Linked DNA regions of Homo sapiens: region 1 is linked to region 2. A link is an interaction called in ENCODE POLR2A ChIA-PET data of the cell type or tissue named here. Cell type or tissue: endothelial cell of umbilical vein. All regions are shown on one strand. Links, peaks and the distances in the headings refer to the core of each region. The heading gives the core; the rest is flanking DNA. Region 1 overlaps VCP (valosin containing protein). Region 2 overlaps UNC13B (unc-13 homolog B).

Region 1 (4,157 bases), core at 1,600-4,099, 300 kb before region 2:
TTTTTTTTTTTTGAGACAGAGTCTTGCTCTGTCACCCAGGCTGCAGTACTGTGGCCCAATCTTGGCTCACTGCAACCTCCACCTCTTGGGTTCAAGCAATTCTCATGCCTCAGCCTCCCAGGTAGCTGGGATTACAGGTGCCCACGATGGGGTTTCGCCATGTTGGCCAGGCTGGTCTCAAACTCCTGGCCTCAAGTGATCCACCCGCCTCAGCCTCCCAAATTGCTGGGATTATAGGTGTGAGCCACGGTGCCCAGCTGACCCCATCTCTTAAAAAATGAATAAATAAATACAGGGGAAAAGCATAAAAGATTTAAAAAAAAAAAAAGAAAAAGAAAATGAGATAAAGATGTTCCAAGGTTTATTCCCTACAGTCAATAATCCTTAAGCTCAGAATTAGCTCTCACCTTTCCGGATGGGTCGATACGCTTCCAGGAAGTACGGCTTAAGGTATACCTCGAAGAGATTACCAGTAATGCCTTCCACTGTGTCATCAATGGGCAGCACATGGATACGTTTGCCGTACTTCACATCAGGGCATGGCTGGATGCTGAGGATGACAAGCAGACTCCATATTACCAACCACACTTCGGGCCCAAGCACTGGGTGTCCAAAAGGGCCTGGCACAGATAGCTGATAGTAAGTGAAAAAGAAAAGGCAGGATGGCTTTAGGCGAAGAGAGGAAGGAGAACAGGGTGGAAGTGAGGGCGAAGGAACAGCCCCACTCACTCCTAATCAGTGAGCCAAAATCAAGAGCCACACATTTAGAAACCCCACAAAGACATGCAGGGTCTTCAGGGAGATATCCAAGGATGATCCCCTTCTAGCTAATACTGGTGACCCAATATTACAAGGGAAGGTCTTAAGCTAACAATTGTCAGGGTCAGTGAAACAGAAGTGAAAAAAACAAAATTATCTCAGCCAGGTGGTCAGAACACCTTGAGGAAGTGACTAAGCACTCCCAAGAAGAAAGCTACATGAAACTTAGACTCCATTCAAAAGAATCAAAAGCCTGAGATGATCCTGGCCAGGTGATGGTTGGTTGGGTAGGAGTGGCTAGAGATGACTCCAAGATGGGGTAACCTCTTGCCTAAAATTATGCAAGAACAAGCAAAATCACTCACATTGAGAGCTATCCCAGGTCTGGCTCCAACTATTCCTCTCTCCCGGGTTAACTTAGGGGCTTAAAAGACCTGCTAGCAGCTCACCTTCCATGCCCATACCCCCACCTCATTCCAACCCCAACACAAGCCATCAATTAGACATACTAGTGAGAGTAGTGAGGAGATTATTTGGCATATACATACACACCCTCGAGTGGTATCCTAAGCCAGGATATAAGTATGATAAATTACACCTCTAGTAGGAAAAAATAAAGCCATCAAGAAAGTTACAGGAACGCCAATTTGTCTCAAGGGACCTGCAGAAATGGATTTTGAAGTCCCAGGGAGGCAGAACCAAAACCTAAAGACAACCCTGAAGCATAAGTCTTCCCATGACCAGGAGGCTTCCTGCATCGACAGGTGCCAAGAACTTGGTCCTGCCTGTAATACATGGGTCCTGCCTGTAATGCAGGCTATCTCTGGCCTCCCATCCCTGTGAAGCCAAAAACCCCACACACACCTGATGACATCCCCTAGGCGTACACGAAGGTTATTCCGAACAACTCTATTCATCCGAATCTTCTCATCAGAACAAGTATCATCAGAAAGGACGATGCAAACAGCTTCTCGTCTCTTCTTTCCTTTCAGCAACACTGTGTCACCTCGGAACAACTGCAATTCATCCATCTTGGGCTGAGGAAAGAAAGTTAAGGCCTTTGGGTCATTGGGCTGACGGGGAGTAAGCAGCAGCCCTGGAGATTGGGATTCCCAGTAAACCCCACTCTATCTGCAGTCACTGCAAGAAAAATGAGAAAAGAAACCTGGGAAAATCCCTCAAGTAAGTGCAGTAAGGAAAGACTAGTCTGTGGCCACAGCTTACCTGGGACAAGGACACCACACTGTTGTCCTCATTGATGGCTTCATCAACAATTAACCGATTGGGACGGTTCTTCTGTTTGAGAATGGCTGTTGATAGGTCATCACCTTTTGAACTAGAAGGAGGAAATGGAGTCAGTAGATACTCCTGCCCCAAGCGCCTCGCCAGTCTCTAAAACTCATACTTAGGAAAGAAACAGTGAATAGATGAAGCTGTCCCTAGACCAGAAAGCTCAGATGAAGGAAAGGCAGCCAAGGTCACGAGGAGCAGTATCTACCATACATATTACAATACCCATTCCAGCAGCTCCTGGTATTTTGAGCGTCAGTGTCCCAGCTATAAGGCCCCAAGTGAGTGATCCTGCCCCAGGGTCAGAAAATAATGGCCTAAGAAGAAGACATAATAGAAATGGAGGCTGAATAGTTGTTAGAGAAATAAAAATAGTCTTAGACTTACAGAAGAGTGGTTAAGAGCAGGAACTCTATAGTCAGACCCATTGGGTCTGAATTCCAATTATGCCACTGCTTAATTGTGATCTTGGGCAAGTTACCTAACCTCTGAACTTTGATGTCCTCCTCTATAAAAGAAGGAATATAATACTTATCTCAGAGGCTTATTGTCTTAAGGGAGATAATGAATGTAAAATGCTTAACATAATACCTGGCACATGGTATTAATGGTCACCATGATTAACAGTATAGAGTAAAGCATAAGCTAACTTTCCAGGGAATTAAGTAAGCCAGACAACCTCCCTTGAGGCTCAGGGAGGCCTTAAGTTCTACCAAGCAAGCCTGGGGACAACGAAGCAGAATCATTGGTGCTACCCTCCTTATAGGCTAAACCTACTGATGCCAGGGCATTCCATAGTACCAAAGGAATGCCAAGCATAAAGACCATCATATTTGGAAAAAACACTAACAGACATCAAACCGCCAGAAAGAGGCTCAAGGTCAAAAGGAACTTCACAGTAATATCTGCAAAAGTACACAATTCCATAAAGTTGGCTCAAAAAATCAAAACCAAGAAATGCTGAGACATGGGGCAAATCCAAATCCCTCTCACCCAAATCAAAGTCGACTGGGTCTACACTCAGTGTTATTTCCTAGAAGCTAGGATCATTCACCAGACAGTGACACCAACTTATTACCTAGCCCGTTTCCAGCTGTCACTTACTAGACTCAGCAAGCTCCCTCTCCCTTTTTTTTTTTTTTTTTTTTTTTTTGAGATGGAGTTTCGCTTTTGTTGTCCAGGCTGGAATGCAATGCTGCGATCTCAGCTAACTGCAACCTCCACCTCCCGGGTTCAAGTGATTCTCCTGCCTCAGCCTCCCGAGTAGCTGGGATTACAGGCATGCGCCACCACACCTGGCTAATTTTGCATTTTTACTAGAGATGGGGTTTCACCATGGTGGTCAGGCTGGTCTCGAACTCCTGACCTCAGGTGATCTGCCCACCTCGGCCTCCCAAAGTACTGGGATTACAGGCGTGAGCCACAGCACCCAGCGCTCTCTCTTTTTTAAGAGCGGCCTCGTGTTAGTAAGGCTCAGGAAAACATAAGCATTAACCAAAGTAGGAAGGCCAGACAATGAAGGAAGCAAAGAAAATAAATTTTTAAAACGAATTTCTTCATTCAACAAATTCATGAGTCTCTATTATGTACCAGGCATTGTTCTAAGGGCTGGGGATACTGAAGTCAACAAAACAAGACAAAATAGTATTCCCATTGGAAATATCCTCACAATTTGCAAGAGACAAAGAAAAATGCTGTGCTCAGCTAGGAAGCCATGGGGTTCTTACATCTTTGGGTCCTGATACACCCAAGAGAAAAACAAACCCCATTCATCTAACAAAATGGTAGGCCTTCTGCTAACCCTCACACATAGGCTGCATTTTTAACCACTGCCTCTAAACTAGTTTCTAACGACAGTTTCCTCTGCTCAAATTTGCTTCCCCCATTCCAAAAGTCTGCCACTCCAGGCACAATGCTGCTGAGTAGGCAGACTCTTCCAATGCTTATCAACACACTAGAGGCCAAGCATGCTCAATGTGACAGTTGAGAGCAATGTAAACCCACGAGCTCTCCCACTCCTGTCCCATCAAAATACTCTTCCAGGGACTGCCCATCTTCTTGCTTGACTTATAGAACTGGGACTGGAGAAAAATAAAACGCCAGATGCC
Region 2 (17,407 bases), core at 8,319-10,818:
TCCACTTAGCGTAATGTCCTCAAGGTTCATCTATGTTGTAATGTGTCAGAATTTCACTCTGAAATTTCACTCTGGAATTTTTAAGGCTGCATCGTATTCCATTGTACACATGTATCACATTTTATTTATCTGTTCACTCATCAGGACACACATTGCTTCCACCTTTTGGCTATTGTGAACAATGCTGCTATAAACAGTGGTATACAAATATTTTTTGAGTCCCTGCTTTCAGTCTTTTGGCTATGTACCCCAAAGTGGATTGATCAAATTTTATGGTAATTCTAATTTTTTGAAGAATCACCATACCATTTTCCATGGTGGCTGCACCGTTTTACGTTCCCACCATCAGGGCACAAGGGTTCCTTCCAATTTCTCTACATTTTCTTCAACACTTGTTATTTTCTGTTTTGTTTTTTTTAAGTAATAGCCATTGTAATGGGTATGAAGTAGAGCACAAAAGTTTTAAATTTTGGTGAAGTGCAATTTATCCATTTTTTTCTTGTTTTGATTGTGCTTTTGGTGTCATAGCTGAGAAATCATTGGTTAATCTGAAGTCAGAAAGATTTGCTCCTATTTTTTTTATGAGTTTTATAGTTTTTACTCCTATATTTAGGTCTATGATTTTTTTTTTTTTTTTTTTTTGAGACGGAGTTTTGCTCTGTTGCCCAGGCTGGAGTGCAGTGGCGTGATTTCGGCTCACAGCAACCTCCGCCTCCTGAGTTCGAGCAATTCTTCTGCCTCAGCCTTCTGAGTAGACTAGCTGGGATTACAGGCATCCACCACGAAGCCTGGTTAATTTTTTGTATTTTTAGTAGAGAGGAGGTTTCACCATGTTGGCCAGGCTGGTCTCGAACTCCTGACCTGAAGTGATCTTCCCACCTTGGCTTCCCAAAGTGCTGGGATTAGAGGCTTGAGCCACCACGCCCAGCCAGTTTTGAGTTAATTTTTGTGCATAGTATGAGGTAGGAGTCCAGCTTTATTCTTGTGCATATGGGTATCTAGTTGTCCCAGAATGATTTGTTGAAAAGATTATTCTTTTTTCATTGAATAGTCTTACCACTCTTGTCAAAAATCAATGACCATAAATGTAAGAGTTTATGTCTGGACTCAATTCTATTCTATTGATATTCAGTCTGTTCTTGTGCTCAATTCCTTCTTTTTGAAACACTTTCTTCATTTGGCTTCCAGAACACCTCTCTGTCTTGGTTTCCTCCTCTCCCCCAACATTACTGGCCATTCCTTCTTAGTTATCTTTGCTCTTCCTCTCCCCAACCTTGTAGCATCCTGGGATTCAATCTTGACTTCCTATGCTCACTTCCTAGATGATAATCTTTCAATCCCGAGTTTCATAAGCATTCCCAGGTTTATATCTCCAACCCAAACATCTTCCATGAACACCAGACTCCAAATCCACGTAACACCTCCTTATGGATGTAAATAGGCATCTCATTTGACATATCCAAAGCCAAACTCCTGATCCTTCTTCTGAAGCCCCTGCCAAACCTGCCTTTCCTATTGTCTTTCTTACCCATGAGTGGCATCTTTATTCTTGCAGCTATTCAGGCCCAATCCATAGAGTCATTCTTGACTCTCCCTTCTCTCTCACAACCTGTATTCAGTCCGTTAGTAAATTCCACTTCCTCCACTTTTAAAAAATATCTTGAATCTTGCCATTATCTCTACCTCCACCACTGTCATCCTTGTTTAAGCCACCATTTTCTCTCATCTAGATTACTGCAGTGGTCTCACTGCTCTCCCTGCTTCTAGAACCTTGTCCCTCTACAGTCTGTTCTCCTCACAACAATCAGAGTAATCCCCATAGAGCATGAGTCAGGTTATATCACCTCTCTGCTCAATGATTTCCTGTCTCACTCAGAATGGACACCAGCATTCTTATAAAGGCCTGTAGAGCCCTATTTGAACTGGTACTTTATTGCAAATTTGCTGTTTCTCCACACCAATTATGCTCTCACCTCAGGCTTTGCATTTGCTATATGTTCTTCCGAAAATACTTTTTCCCAGAACTCCAAATGGCTTCTTTACTCATTTCTTTCAAGTCTGCTTTGATATCACCTATCAGTGAGGCCGCCCTAACAACCATTTTTTGGATTTTTAATAACAACTCTACCTCCATCATCAGGGGGCATTATCTTTTTCCCTTATCTGAATTTTTCAGCCAAGTTCCTATCACATGTGACATAGTATATTGTTATTTCTTATGGAAAGCAGACCCTGGAACAAGAATGTCTGTTAGGAATTTTGGCTTTGCCACTTGCTGGCATCTTGCTTAACCTCTCTGATCTTCAATTTAATTATCAAAGAAGTGGAGGTAATAATGGTATTTACCCAGTGTGGAGTTGTGAGAAATAAATGAGCTTACCCAAATAAAATGCCAGATACAAAATAAGTGTTTGATTAGTATCAGCTACTGTCATCATCTTCATCATTGTTTATTATCTGCTCCTCTTACTAAAATAAAAGCTTTTCAGGATCAGGGAGTTTGTGTCATTCACTGCCACATCACCAGCACTGATTGAGAACAGTGCCTAGTGTGCACATTAGGTTCTTTTAAAATTTTTTTAGTTAAAAATTTTTTTTGAAAGACAGAGTCTCAGTCTGTCACCCAGGCTGGAGTGCAGTGGAGTGATCAGAGCTCACTGCAGCCTTGATCTCCTGGTCTCAATGGATCCTCCCACCCCAGTCTCAAGTAGCTGCACTGCACGTGCAGGCACATGCCACCACTACAGGCATATGCCACCACACCCAGCTATTTTTTTCATGTTTTGTAGAGATGGGGGTCTCACTTTGTTACCCAGGCTGGTCTTGAGCTCCTGACCTCAAGCTATCCTTCCTCCTGCCTTAGTCTCCCAAAGTGTTGGGATTATAGGCATGAGCCACCATGACCAGCCCTTAGTATAATAGGTTCTTAAGAAATGAATCCTTGCAATAACCCTGGGAGGTAGTTGTTCATATACCTATCTTTTTATAGTTAAGGAAATGTAGGCTCAAATAAGTTGAACGTCTCAAGTCTTTTGACTCTCAATAATGGAGTTAAGATTGTATTATTGGGTATACTGAGGGGAGTGCTGATGAGGAGGTATGTCACTTCCTTATAAAATGGACTGTCTGGAACAGTGAGAGAGATCATTCTTAGGGGGTCAGGGATTTTCCTGCAAAGCAGTTGTTTTGTAGACATTTATAACTTAACCTGCAAACTAAATCTAAGTGGAAAAATCCTAAGGCATTTTAGGGAGTTGGGAAGCACAGAAAGTTTGATTCTTAAGAAAAAAAGTTGTTTTTTAATGTTTGTCCAACGGGTAGGACAAACTGAATAGCCAGTATAGCAGTTCCTCAGGGTCTGGAAAATGGTACAGACTACTGGTTAAGAGACTTATACCTTCTCTGGTTGGGCAAGAGACACTTCTTAGAATAGCTGTTGTTTTCTAAGTCCTGAAAGTTATAGTTTTCTTTTACTACATAGAAATGATAGGCGATGTGCTAAGCCCTCAGGCTACAAAGGTGAAATAATATATAATCCTTTTTTCTGAAGAAGTAGTATAAAGTGAGAAATATTATAAAGGAAGATGTTTATACAGACAACTACAATATATGATACTACAAAACAGTATTAACAACATACTGTCTTAGAAGTGTGGACATAGAATGGTGGAGACCAGGGCAGCTAGTGGAGAGGCACTTAATCCTACCTTGGGAAGGAAAGCAGACAGAAATTTCACAGAGTCATTAGTATTTGAACTAAGTCTTAGGGAATATGCCTGAGTCCACCCAGTAGGCTGGGTGTGGGAGGGAGGTGTGAAAAGTCTCAGATGTGATGGAGAATGTTCAGTAAGACTTGAATACAGGACACGTGAGGAGCGGAAGGAAAGTAAGCTAGAACGGTAGGGGAAGTACAAATCTTGAAGCACTTTATGTGCTACAGTAAGCAACGGGGAGAATTGATGCAATTAAGCAAAGAAAAAAATGCGATCAGAATTTCGAAATGGGAAATGTGGAGTATGGATTGGAGAGGAGCAAGTCTAGTGGCAGAGAGATCAGCTTGGAGTCTCCTGTTATAGTCCAGTTAAGAGATGATAGTGGCAGTGTGAAATGGAAAGGCAGCAGTGGATGCCAGAGATATTTAGGAGGTAAAAAGTACAGGGCTGAGTGATTGGATAGGGACAGAGTGCAGAGAGGGAGAGATCCATTGTCTGGCTGGGGACAGGAGGAGACGTTTAGAGATGGAAGATAGAAGTTTAGTGTTTGGATATGTTGAATTTGAACTAAGCATGCGATATCTAGGTGATACACACTAAGCAGTGGTTAATGTGTTGTGATAAAGTAGGTATCTGAAGGTTAGGTATAACTCCTTTGAGAAGTGGAAGAGGGAGCTGACTAATGGAAGAAGAGACTTATCAAGTGACACAGAGGGCCCAGTTGAAGTTAAAAATCTGCATCTAGGGCGGGGCGTGGTGGCTCACGCCTGTAATCCCAGCACTTTGGGAGGCCGAGGTGGGCGGATCACAAGGTCAGGAGATCAAGACCATCCTGGCTAACACAGTGAAACCCTGTAAATACAAAAAATTAGCTGGGCATGGTGGTGGGCGCCTGTAGTCCCAGCTACTTGGGAGGCTGAGGCAGGAGAATGGTGTGAACCCAGGAGGTGGAGCTTGCAGTGAGCCGAGATCGCACCACTGCACTCTAGCCTGGGCAATAGAGCGAGACTCCGTCTCAAAAAAAAAAAAAAAAAAAATCTGCATCTATTTGCTCTGGTTCTCATCTGTACAATGGTGGGACTTGTCAAGGCATTATGTGTTAAATACCAATGAGAAGGATGAATGTAACTTAGGTGCACTAGGATGGCCTTATTAACTCTTGCTTGGGTGGGCATCAGAGAAGGCTTCCCAGAACTATGCCTTGGAGGAAGAGTTGGATTTTCCTCTATGGAAAGGAGGTGTGAGATGCTATTTCAGGCTAATGGAACAGAATGAGTAAATAAAAATTTGGGGTTTTGAGTATGTGACGTCTTTGTGAAACAAGACAATTAGATTGTAGGAATGTATATGGGGTCAAGAAAGAGGGCAGAGGAGAGGAATTTGGGGATTTGGGCCAGATCATGGAGAGCCGTGACGGCTCTGTCAATGGATTGATTTGATTTTAATCTTTAGGCATTATGGGGAAACCTGTGGAGAACAGAAGGACACAATCAACTTTGACATGGTTGTAGAATATATTTAAGATAGTGAAGGGGGAGAGGTACATTTCCAGTTTGAGTCATGGGGTCAGTTAAAGGATTGTTTGCCTAATTTTCTTACTCAAAAGGAACACATTATCCTGGGGGGGTTGAGATGTAGATATGGAAGAGATATGTCCCCATTCCAGGGAGTGTCTTTCTCATCTTTCCCACCTTCCTGGAGCTGCACTGTTTTGGAGGATTCCTTGTCACCTAGTCCAGGACAGGTGACCCATTAAGTAAGCAGAAATAGCTTGAAAAATTGGGAACCTGTGAATTCGATTCTTGAATTCTCCCCTCTACTTGTGATGTGACATCAATGGGCCTTTAAAAGAGAAAAGAAAATGGAGGGGCACTAATGGACCAAGGTGGGTGGACTTTCCTTACAGAAGGAAGCCTGTGGGCCTATCCATGTATGGCCTAGAAGGCAATGTAGTCTCTGATGAATAGGAAAGGAGTAATCTCTGGGCTTTATTTTTATCCTGTTATGGCTTGATCGGGCCCTTCTGGAAGTGTCAGTTTCCTTTAGAGTATTGTCCTGGGTTTGATAAATAATCAGATTTGGGATTGCAGTCATGGTTTTATCATCTAGATCACTGTGATTTCTATTAGGAAAGCAGCCAGTCGATGCCCCCAGGCCTGTAGCCATTCAGCATCCTGGTCCTGGACTTAACTCCAGGCCCTACCCTGGTCCAACTTAATTTCAGGTCCGAGAAACGGGCCAGAGCTCATTGAGTGAATGCATGGCCAAGCCTGCATTGCAAAATGGAAAAGGCTCAGTCACCAGGGCCTTTGGAGTTTGAGGACTTATACCAGATCTAGAATAAGCTCACGTGGCTTCTGAGGAAGGAAATCACTCTGTGCTCAGCCAGCTTAGATAGTCTGTTGGAGTGGTCATTGGTAACAAATCTGGTCTTGCAACCTTGGCAGCCCTGACCCTTGATGCAGGCCACTTTGGAAATGGGAAAAGGATGACTGGAACCCCTGGGTAGATTTTGTCCCTTGATTTAGTTTGGAACATCTCCAGGGATGTTCCAAACTAAAAATCCTGGGCCAGCAAATACAGGCAGGAAGGATTCTGGAAGCCAGTCAGCTGGGCTCTATGAACTGCCTAGTTGTCCCGAGGACCTCTCCCTCTCTTCCATGTCCCTTGGAGTTTAGCTGGCATTTTCTTTGGGTTCCCTACTTATAGGACTGACTCTACTAACCTTTCTGCCCTTTTTTCTGCTCTTTCTCTCCTTGCAGAAGAAAAGCGAGGAGCCCTTCAGGTTGTGCCTATGACCCTTTGGGTCGTCCTTTTTTGTCTATTTCCCTCCCCTCCTTCCCAAGCACTGTATGTGTGTGTGTATGTGTGTGTGTGTGTGTACATGCACATGTGCGTGCATGATCTGTGCCTCTGAGCTTTGGCTCATGCAGTCTATTTTTCTGAAAAGCAGTTTGTGTGCATGCTCCTTGCTTGTGTGTGCTCCTGCAGATATCCCTGGAGCACACTGCGAGAATGTGTGTGCACCAGCATGGGTGTGCATTCAATGTAGCATGTGTGTGCTTATACTCAGTTTGACTCCCCCAGACACTGATTACCCTCCTTTTCTCCTACTCAGCTCAGTGTGTGTCCATTTTCTACCTGTTGCTGCAAACTCTGGCATATGCTGTAAAACCTTGGCTGAGCCCAGCACGCATGTGTACTTTGTATTTGAGAGCAGGCTTTGCTGCAGGCATTTCCTGCCTCTTGCCTGAGGCCCTAAGTGTGAAGGTACTTGTGCTCTGAACAGGCTTCCTGACCTCTCTGTTGAGCACAGGCTTCTGTAGCCCTGTTACGTGGTTTCCCCAAACCATGTGAATGCATAGTATACTAATGCCCTGTGCTTGCAAGCACTGGCTCTTGAAGACCATGAGGGTTTGCTTTGCCTGTGATTTGGGCCATAGTAAACACTGTGAATCCTCCTCAGATGAGTTTCTGCAGATCACTGAATACTCTGAAGCTTATGTTCTGAAGCCATAAGCCTAGGATCCATGCTCACCATGTGTTTCCTTCAGACACAAGTTGTGTGTACTATGTGTGCAGGCTTTTGCAGACATGTTGTTATCCCTTCTGAGCACAGGAAATGTGCATGATCTGAGCCAGGTTCTCAGACTTTTTGTGACTTTGTTTCCTTAAGCCCAGTGGTTTCTGGCAAATATCTCACTCTGGATAGGAAATAAGAACCTGCTGAGTACGGTGGCTATTTCCAGAGGGAAAATAAGTTCTGGTTGGTAAGATCTGGGGATTTAGGGATTGGCTCCCCAACACTCAACCCTTACCCCTTCCATAAGCAACCTTAGAAGACTTGCAGCTTTTCTGTTATTTCCCACCTACTGTTGTTTCTTCCCACCTACTGTTGTTTCTTCTATACTATCCCCATTGTCTTTTGCTTCAGCCACTTCTGGCTGCCTTTTGGACCTGGCCCTCCCATTACCAATATCATCCTACCTATAGAAAGGATAGGAGGCAGATGGGGTGGAATGGGGGCTCTGGTCCGTAGGGAGATAGGCTTGATTAAAACATAGACAACCTAAGAGGAGTCTTAAATCCAAAATTCATGTGAGCCTATTGCTGACCCAGGTAATTCTCCCTCACTTTTCCATCACCATTAGCTCTGTCCTATCTGTCCCTATTCTCCTCTGTATTGCCTCATTGTTATCCATAACTTCTCCCCACTTTAGCTCTCCAAAACATCACTCACTGTTCAAAGCTAAGCACCTTAATTCTGCCTCCCTTCTGGAGCTCATTTGCTCCAGGATAGTTAGGAGGCAGGGAAGTTGTTGGGAGTGGAAGAAAACAAGGAGGGGCAGGAAGCCCCAGACCTGTTAGCCTGAAAAAAGCATGTGCTATTGGACCTCTGGAGCACTCTGGCAGCTTTGGACCTTTCTGCATGCTGCTTGAAGGATTTGCTTTTGTTTATTTTGTTTTCTTTTGGTACAGAAACCTTTAAAAGGTGATTTTTGAACTGTTCCCTTCCTTGAATTATTTGGTGTCTCAAGTTTCGACTTCTCATTCTAGGGCCTATAGAATTCACTAGAATGATAATCCAAGTGTCTAATCTACCCTGGGTTCTCTTGTTATGTAGAATTTATTAAATAGAGAGAATATACTTAGTGTCAGTGAGTCAGAGGTTCAAGGCACCCAAACTAAATCCAACCACAAAATGAGATAGGAATCCAGAGAGACCAGGTCTGACTCTGGGACATTAAGGGAGTTTAGGAATATAGCTGGAAGAAGACTGGACTCTATATGAAGGTGTCCTTTTGCTTTAGTGAGGCCTGGAAGCCTAAGTAGGCCCTTCTCCTGTGCTTGGTTTACTGCTGTCTACACTAATGGCTCATATAAGAGTGATATGAGTTCTGCCATTCCAGTAGACTTCAGCCCTGCAAACTCAGTGAGCTTTGCCCTATCTCCTATTCACCAAGGAGACAGGTACCACTCATTTCAGCAGCCTGCTTGTTGCCCTGACTGATCAGGACATTGGTTTAGATGTCAGACAGGCTGTCACCACATGGTGAATGTGACTTACACTGCTCTGGGCTTGTACTCTACTGCTCGCTGCTCAGATTACAGGCAATCTCCCATCTTTCCCAGGATCTAACTTGTTTCCTATCTCTTTTTAAAGATTCCAGATGATGGTGACCCCTCTCTGCCTCAGTGGCTCCCGGAAGGGTAAGTAATTCACTGCAAGGTTTCTGTGGATTTTATTCAGTATCTCTTGATGCTTTTAGCTTTTCCCCTGGGAAGCAGGGGAACCAGCTTCATAAGCTGCATCCTGGGGAAGGAAAAGGTTCCACTATAGGTTGGTTGGTTCTCTGAGGCAGAGGAGAGAACTCTGCTGATGGATTCCTTGGAGGCAGAAGAGGGAACTTTGCAGAATGGTTACCCTGGTGCAGGGGAGGGAGCTTTGGGGCCTTCTCATCCTTGCCTCTATAATTTCTGGTCCATCTTTTCATAGTGGTGAAATACTCTTTAAGTAGAACAAAGAGGAAATTAGAAAAATATCTGCATTTGGAAACATTTTCTTTCCATTTCATTTGTTTTTAATTTTTGTAGGTACATACTAGGTGTGTCTATTTATGGGTTACATTAGATATTTTGATACAGGCATACAGTGTGTAATACTCACATCAGGGTAAATGGGGTATCCATCACTTCAAGCAGTTATCCTTTCTTTTTGTTACAATCCACTTACACTCTTTTCGTTATTTTAAAATGTGCAATAAATTGTTGTTGACTGTAGTCACCCTGCTGTGCTATCAATACTAGATCTTATTCATTCTATCCATTCCATTGTTGATGGTGTGGCTGATTAAGTTACTCCTAGGCTTGATCCTGCTCCAGCTGTTGTGAGTCATCTACTTATTCCATTCCACTGTAGTCAGGATATAAGTAACACCCCTTTCTGAGCTCTGTATGTTCTGTCCGTGCTTCTTGTTTGGGAGTTTCAGACCTGTGTGATTGTACCAGAGTCATTTTAAGCTGCTCAGTGTAGCCTGTAACTGACTGTTCTTAAAGAGAGAAGAGAGTTCAAGTACCTTCTCATTCCCCACTCCTTCCCACAAATACCACCAATTAGTTATCTAGACCTTCCTTTTCCCTTTTTCCTACAAAGGCTTCTGACATCAGAAGTCTCAGTAGTTGCTTCCTCTTGTGGCCAGGGAAGAAGAAAGATCAGGTAGATGATCTACTATATTTTTACATGCTCCTTTCCCTTGCAATTTGTCATCTTTAAAAAAAAATTTTTTTTAACTTTTGTTTTAGGTTCAGGGGTACATGTGCAGGTTTGTTATATAGTTAAACTCGTGTCACAGGGATTTGTTGTACAGATTATTTCATCACCCAAGTACTATAACAATAGTTATTTTTTCTGCTCCTCTCCCTCCTCCTACCCTTCACCCTCAAGTAGGCCCGTGTCTGTTGTTACCCTCTTTGTGTCCATGTGTTCTCATCATTTAGCTCCCACTTATAAGAGAGAACATGCAGTGTTTGGTTTTCTGTTCCTGCATTAGTTTGCTAAGAATAGTGGCCTCCAGCTCCAGCCATGTTCCTGCAAAGGACATGATCTCGTTCTTTTTTATGGCCACATAGTATTCTGCGGTGTATATGTATCACATTTTCTTTATCCAGTGTGCCACTGATGGGCATTTAGCTTGATTCCATGTCTTTGCTATTGTGAATAATGCTGCAGCGAACATACTCATCCATCTGTCTTTATGGTAGAACACTGTATATTCCTTTGGGTATATACCCAATAATGGGATTGTTGAGTCGAATGGTTGTTCTGTTTTTAGTTCTTTGAGGAATCACCACACTGCTTTCCACAACGGTTGAACTAATTTACACTCCTGCCAACAGTGTATAAGTGTTCTCTTTTCCCTGCAGCTTTGTCAGTATCTGTTTTTTTTTTTTTTAGTTTGTCTTCTTTTAATCAAGGGTGAATCATTGAATGAGCTACCCCCTTCTTCTTTTATTGAAAGATCATTTATGTTTAAAAAAAAAACTTCTTGCCTTAAGAGATACATATTGTAGTTTCTAGAATTAGCTACAAAGTTGTGGCATCAGTTGCTTCTTCAGTGATCTTTAGTTTTTTTCTTCTAATAATTGTAAAATACACACATGTCAATGGGACATATCCAGACTACTTCTGAATGTAGCTATGTAGTAGTTTTCTAAATGATTCCCTATTGTCTTTCTTCCTTTTCTTTCACCTTCGTCCTTAGAAGCTGTCCTAAGTATAGAACTTCCCTCAGTCTGGTAGTCTCATTAAAAACAAAGCCTACTGCCTATGTTCAGGGAGCTGTTTTATTAGAAATCAGCATATTGAGTGGCCTGTTTCAACTCCTGGACTTGACCCAATTTGTGGTTCCATTCTTTGCCTAGATAGCTACAAGTACCTACTTTTTCTGTTGGGATATTTCTGTCTTTAGACCAGCCGTGGTATACAGCCCAGCTACCCAACTTTCCCAACGTCTTTGCTCTCATTAAAACCAAGTACATGAGTTCTTTGCATTAAGGCCAGAGAGTTTTTTGTTGCTTATCCATCTCATTTTATAGAAGCGTCACCAAGGCCCAAAGTGAAGAAGGAATTTTGGGAGAAGACATAGTACATTAATAGAAGAACTGGAGTTAAAATCCAGGTTATTTCAGTGTAGTTTCTTTTGGGTACATTTTCTGTTTTTATTGCATATTGTTATAAAAGAACAATAAAATTAATCAGTATAGAAAAGGTGTAAAAGTTTTAGAAATGTCCAGCTGCTGTAGCTGTAATTTTTCTCCAGGCTCTGTTGATGTGTCCATAGGGCTAGGCCACACTCATACAGTCCCTTTGCTGTTTCCTTCCTAAATGGTGTTTTGTTTTGTTTTTTCTTCCCTTAGGTGGTCTTTTGGAAGTCTCTCATACCACCTCCCCTATTACACTTGATTATGAGGGCTCCTTTCTCCATGGAGAAGGCTTTTCTTCAGGAGGCCTAGGTAGACAGAACTGGTGACTCTTTTACTCTTGGATGGAGACGGTCTCCTTCTATGTGCCATTGTCTGGTATAGTCTTACTCACCTAGACTCTTGCCGTAGAGCCACCCTGTGGGTTCTGTTCTAGCACAGCCTTGGCAAGACTTATCTTTGGGGAGCAGTGTCTTTGCCCTGAATGTGGGGAGAAGCCCTCTTGAGTGCCAATTCCTACCTTGCCTTATGGAGCATAAAAGTGCCTTCAAATAAATAGAAATGCCTTGAACTATCACTGGGATAAAAGAGCCTCAGTTCTCAGCTGAAACTGTAAGAGACACTGAGGGGTCCTGTGAGAACAGATTCTATTGCTCACTCTTCCATGACTTTATTTCCCTGACTTTCTGTCTTTCCTTCCCGTCCTAAAAGCACATGGTAGAGGTCAGTTCATCTTCCTCTGGGGAGAGGGAGAGCAAGGTGAATGGAACACTGAACCCACCAGCTAACTCAAAGCAAGACTGACGGTCCTGACATATTTTCTTCTCTCCTCAGGCCAGCCGGAGGGCTCTATGGCATTGACAGCATGCCAGATTTACGCAGAAAGAAGCCACTGCCACTTGTCAGTGATCTGGTGAGTGAAGACTCTTGTGCAGGCATAGGCAGTAGCCTTGGGGTATCCCCCATTGGGCCTTGGCAAGCTGTCAGGATTGGAAGTCGTCCATTTAATGACTCAAATTGATCTGATGATCAATCATTTAAAGCCTTCGGAGACTTAGCAGTGGCTTCACAGGGACTGTGTTCTACCTCACTCCCTAGTCAGAGTCCTGAATTTATTAGCTCAAGCTCCTACCTGGAATATTTGTGACTTGGGCTCTCAAAGTTAGGATTTTGTGTCTTCCTATAGGCATCTAGCTCTTATAGGTATCTCTACAGCCTTCTTTGATGACCTGTAATGGAAATTGCCTCCAGCCCTTGACCTCTTGATCATTGAGCTTGGTATGGGATGAGCATGACTGGAGCTTGATGCCTTCTTGGAAGTCAAGCAAAAGTCTCTTCTCAAGACATAGGCTTTTGAGACTATCTCTGTAACCTAGTGTCAGGCACTGAGAGGCAATGATAAAAATTTGTGGAATTGAATTGAAACAGGCTTAAGAGTTAAAGCTGATCCCAGGGCCTCCATCCCATCCTCCCAGGATGACCAGAAGCCCCATTCTGGGTCATACCTTCTGAGGCACAAACAACCCAAGGAATTTTCTGTAGCCTTGTGGGTAGTTGGGGGTGAAGTGAGGTCCAGGTTCTCTCAGAGCTCTAAAGCTAGAAATCGGGTGTAAGGATTCAGTTAAATGTGAACCCTTTTCCCTTATTACCATTTTCTGTTTCTGTTTTCTTTTTTCTCTCTATTCTATCTATTGTTTTTCCTAACCACCCCTCTTCCCTCTTCCCCATTTCCTGCTCCACTAGTTTCTCCCTCCTTAGTTGACCGAATGAAAGTATCATCTGCCATTTTCTCTTCATCATTTTTCTTCCCTTCCATTATTTCTTACCATTTGTTCATCTTCTCCTTTCTCTCTCTTTCTTTCTTTCTTTTTTTTTTTTTTTATAGAGACGGAGTCCCTGTTACCCAGGCTGGTCTCAAACTCCCGGGCTCAAGTGATCCTCCTGCCTCAGCTTCCCAAAGTGCTGGGATTACAGGCGTGAGCCACCATGCCCGACTCCTCCTTTCTAATGTACCTCTTCTTCCACTAGCTCTTCATCTAGCTGGTTGAAGATAAATTCTGATGCCATGTCTTCTTCAATACCATTTTCCTTTCCTTAATGTCTCTCATCTCCTCTTTTTTTTCTTCCTCTTCTTCCTACTTTTTTTCCTCATCCTTTCTCACTGTTTGCCCATGAGCAAGTATCTAGTTTATTTCTTGCTATCCCTCTCTGTCTTTTGCCCTATCTTTGGCTTTATGGCATAATACTCCTTAGAGTAGGTGCTCTAGGCTTTGGGTCCTGGCCAGTGGTCTGGGTTGAAGACAGTTTTTAGTGGACAGAAGCAGAGTGGATTGGGAAATGCTCCCTGCTTTGGACTATAGGGAAGAACCTCTCAGTTGCCTCTGAAAGTTTTCATGCCCTTTCGAGCCTTTAACATCATGTTGTTCTTTTCTCTGCTGTCCTCTACGCAGGCTATGGTGAGTGTCTCCAGAGCCCTTTCTCATCCTCTTTAAAAGTCTGCATCCCTGGCTGGTTGCAGTGGCTCATGCCTGTAATCCCAGCACTTTGGGAGGCTGAGGCGGGCGGATCACAAGGTCAGGAGTTCGAGACTAGCCTGACCAACATAGTGAAACACTGTTTCTACTAAAAATACAAAAAAATTAGCCAGCCGTGGTGGCGAGTACCTGTAATCTCAGCTACTTGGGAGGCTGAGGCAGGAGAATCGCTTGAACCCGGGAGGCGGAAGTTGCAATGAGCTGAGATCGCACCACTGCACTCCTGCCTGGGCGACAGTGCAAGACTCTGTCTCCAAACAAACAAACAAACAAACAAAATCCTCATCCCAAATCACTTGGGCCCTTCCCAGCTGTTCCTCCTGCTTAGGCTGATATTATGACTTCTGCCTTCTCAGCGTCCTCTGCCTTTAGGAAACCATGTGCCTCTCCAGGGGCTGCCCCTAAAGCTTGGGCTTGGCAGATACATGGGCCCTGTGCAAGAGTGTGGCTAGCAAGGCAGCCCCAGCTCTCAGACTTAACTCTCTGGGCTTGGCAGATACATGGGGCCCCTGTGCAAGAGTGTGGCTAGCAAGGCAGCCCCAGCTCTCAGACTTAACTCTCTGGGCTTGGCAGATACATGGGGCCCCTGTGCAAGAGTGTGGCTAGCAAGGCAGCCCCAGCTCTCAGACTTAACTCTCTGGGCTTGGCAGATACATGGGGCCCCTGTGCAAGAGTGTGGCTAGCAAGGCAGCCCCAGCTCTCAGACTTAACTCTCTGGGCTTGGCAGATACATGGGCCCCTGTGCAAGAGTGTGGCTAGCAAGGCAGCCCCAGCTCTCAGACTTAACTCTCTGTGCTTGGCAGATACATGGGGCCCTGTGCAAGAGTGTGGCTAGCAAGGCAGCCCCAGCTCTCAGACTTAACTCTCTGGGCTTGGCAGATACATGGGGCCCCTGTGCAAGAGTGTGGCTAGCAAGGCAGCCCCAGCTCTCAGACTTAACTCTCTGGGCTTGGCAGATACATGGGCCCTGTGCAAGAGTGTGGCTAGCAAGGCAGCCCCAGCTCTCAGACTTAACTCTCTGTGCTTGGCAGATACATGGGGCCCTGTGCAAGAGTGTGGCTAGCAAGGCAGCCCCAGCTCTCAGACTTAACTCTCTGGGCTTGGCAGATACATGGGGCCCCTGTGCAAGAGTGTGGCTAGCAAGGCAGCCCCAGCTCTCAGACTTAACTCTCTGGGCTTGGCAGATACATGGGGCCCTGTGCAAGAGTGTGGCTAGCAAGGCAGCCCCAGCTCTCAGACTTAACTCTCTGTGCTTGGCAGATACATGGGGCCCTGTGCAAGAGTGTGGCTAGCAAGGCAGCCCCAGCTCTCAGACTTAACTCTCTGGGCTTGGCAGATACATGGGCCCCTGTGCAAGAGTGTGGCTAGCAAGGCAGCCCCAGCTCTCAGACTTAACTCTCTGTGCTTGGCAGATACATGGGGCCCTGTGCAAGAGTGTGGCTAGCAAGGCAGCCCCAGCTCTCAGACTTAACTCTCTGGGCTTGGCAGATACATGGGGCCCTGTGCAAGAGTGTGGCTAGCAAGGCAGCCCCAGCTCTCAGACTTAACTCTCTGGGCTTGGCAGATACATGGGGCCCCTGTGCAAGAGTGTGGCTAGCAAGGCAGCCCCAGCTCTCAGACTTAACTCTCTGGGCTTGGCAGATACATGGGGCCCTGTGCAAGAGTGTGGCTAGCAAGGCAGCCCCAGCTCTCAGACTTAACTCTCTGGGCTTGGCAGATACATGGGGCCCCTGTGCAAGAGTGTGGCTAGCAAGGCAGCCCCAGCTCTCAGACTTAACTCTCTGGGCTTGGCAGATACATGGGGCCCCTGTGCAAGAGTGTGGCTAGCAAGGCAGCCCCAGCTCTCAGACTTAACTCTCTGGGCTTGGCAGATACATGGGGCCCCTGTGCAAGAGTGTGGCTAGCAAGGCAGCCCCAGCTCTCAGACTTAACTCTCTGGGCTTGGCAGATACATGGGGCCCTGTGCAAGAGTGTGGCTAGCAAGGCAGCCCCAGCTCTCAGACTTAACTCTCTGGGCTTGGCAGATACATGGGGCCCTGTGCAAGAGTGTGGCTAGCAAGGCAGCCCCAGCTCTCAGACTTAACTCTCTGGGCTTGGCAGATACATGGGGCCCCTGTGCAAGAGTGTGGCTAGCAAGGCAGCCCCAGCTCTCAGACTTAACTCTCTGGGCTTGGCAGATACATGGGGCCCCTGTGCAAGAGTGTGGCTAGCAAGGCAGCCCCAGCTCTCAGACTTAACTCTCTGTGCTTGGCAGATACATGGGCCCTGTGCAAGAGTGTGGCTAGCAAGGCAGCCCCAGCTCTCAGACTTAACTCTCTGGGCTTGGCATATACATCGGGCCCTGTGCAAGAGTGTGGCTAGCAAGGCAGCCCCAGCTCTCAGACTTAACTCTCTGGGCTTGGCAGATACATGGGGCCCCTGTGCAAGAGTGTGGCTAGCAAGGCAGCCCCAGCTCTCAGACTTAACTCTCTGGGCTTGGCAGATACATGGGGCCCCCTATGCAAGAGTGTGGCTAGCAAGGCAGCCCCAGCTCTCAGACTTAACTCTCTGTCCTGCTTGATTTGACTGAGGCTTCAATGCCCTTTTCACTTGCCAAGTGCCCTACTTGTAGGCCTGCTGGCCTCTGCAGCCATCCAGGGATTATGTGGGCTTGGGGAGGTGCCAAGGTATAGAGGTTAGCATGGAATCATTTTTCTCCATAATGGCTCTTGAATGTGACTCTGACAGAGTTGTGTGTCTCTATTATTCTTAATTACCTGTTTCCTACTATAGTTCTAAGCTTTTCATTTTCCTTTGCCTTCCCATAAACAAGGAGTTTCTGTGGGGTAGGACACTAAGAAGAGTGAAAGAAAAAGAAACTCTTTGGATGATAGATACCCTGAAGAAAGTGCTGTTCTAACATAGTTAGAGCAGCCCCCTGAGGGCCTTGGGTTTTGCATCTTAACCTGGGACACTTGTCACCTGTTAGGGCGGTTGCTGTGAGTGACAATAAAAATAGAAAGTACTGTAGTAAGCTATAGTCAAGTGGCTTTGGTCACTGAAGCTCCCTCCCCCAGACTTTGCCAGCCCTTGGCAGTGGTCAGGGCTAACAGCAGATCTTCCCTGACAGTCACTGGTCCAGTCTCGGAAGGCAGGAATCACTTCTGCAATGGCTACACGCACTTCTCTTAAGGACGAAGAGCTGGTAAGTGTCCCAAGTGCTTTCGTAAGTCCACTGGCCTCAGGACTGGTGATCATCTCTGTAGCCATGCTATTAATAATTGGGAATTCTGGGAATTCAAGAGTGCTGGACACACATTGCTGATGAAAAAGATAGATAGCATCAGGTGTTAGTTTTCCACACTGGGAAAGACTCTAAGCAAGTCTAGATCAGAGAGTAAGCCCAAGTCTCATGTTGAAGGGTGTGACCACTGAACTCAAGGTTTTATGATGGACCTAGTACCTTCTGTTTTCTTAGAA

The links. ChIA-PET counts read pairs that join two places held together with the same protein. Peaks named below come from ENCODE experiments on the same cell type or tissue, not always from the same donor. Only the 100,000 strongest peaks of a DNase experiment are listed, where the experiment ranks them.
Region 1: POLR2A ChIA-PET joins it to region 2 with 15 read pairs; 2 of 35 experiments call an interaction of 5 or more read pairs at or near these places.

Annotation. Positions count from the first base shown.
Region 1 is chr9:35,066,268-35,070,424 of GRCh38, forward strand. It overlaps VCP (valosin containing protein), which reads right to left. Exons shown (of 17, transcript NM_007126.5): 2 at 1,984-2,095; 3 at 1,624-1,796; 4 at 408-550. Among named protein-coding and RNA genes, the nearest start is that of VCP, 4.3 kb to the right of the region's middle. In endothelial cell of umbilical vein, for the core only: no CTCF peak of the experiment used is centred there; no DNase peak of the experiment used is centred there; H3K4me3 peaks cover 257 bases; H3K27ac peaks cover 218 bases.
Region 2 is chr9:35,358,070-35,375,476 of GRCh38, forward strand. UNC13B (unc-13 homolog B) reads left to right here. Exons shown (of 40, transcript NM_001371189.2): 12 at 8,878-8,924; 13 at 12,249-12,327; 14 at 17,058-17,132. Among named protein-coding and RNA genes, the nearest start is that of RUSC2, 120 kb to the right of the region's middle. RefSeq lists an enhancer at 15,202-15,754. In endothelial cell of umbilical vein, for the core only: no CTCF peak of the experiment used is centred there; a DNase peak (open chromatin) is centred at 9,602; H3K27ac peaks cover 467 bases.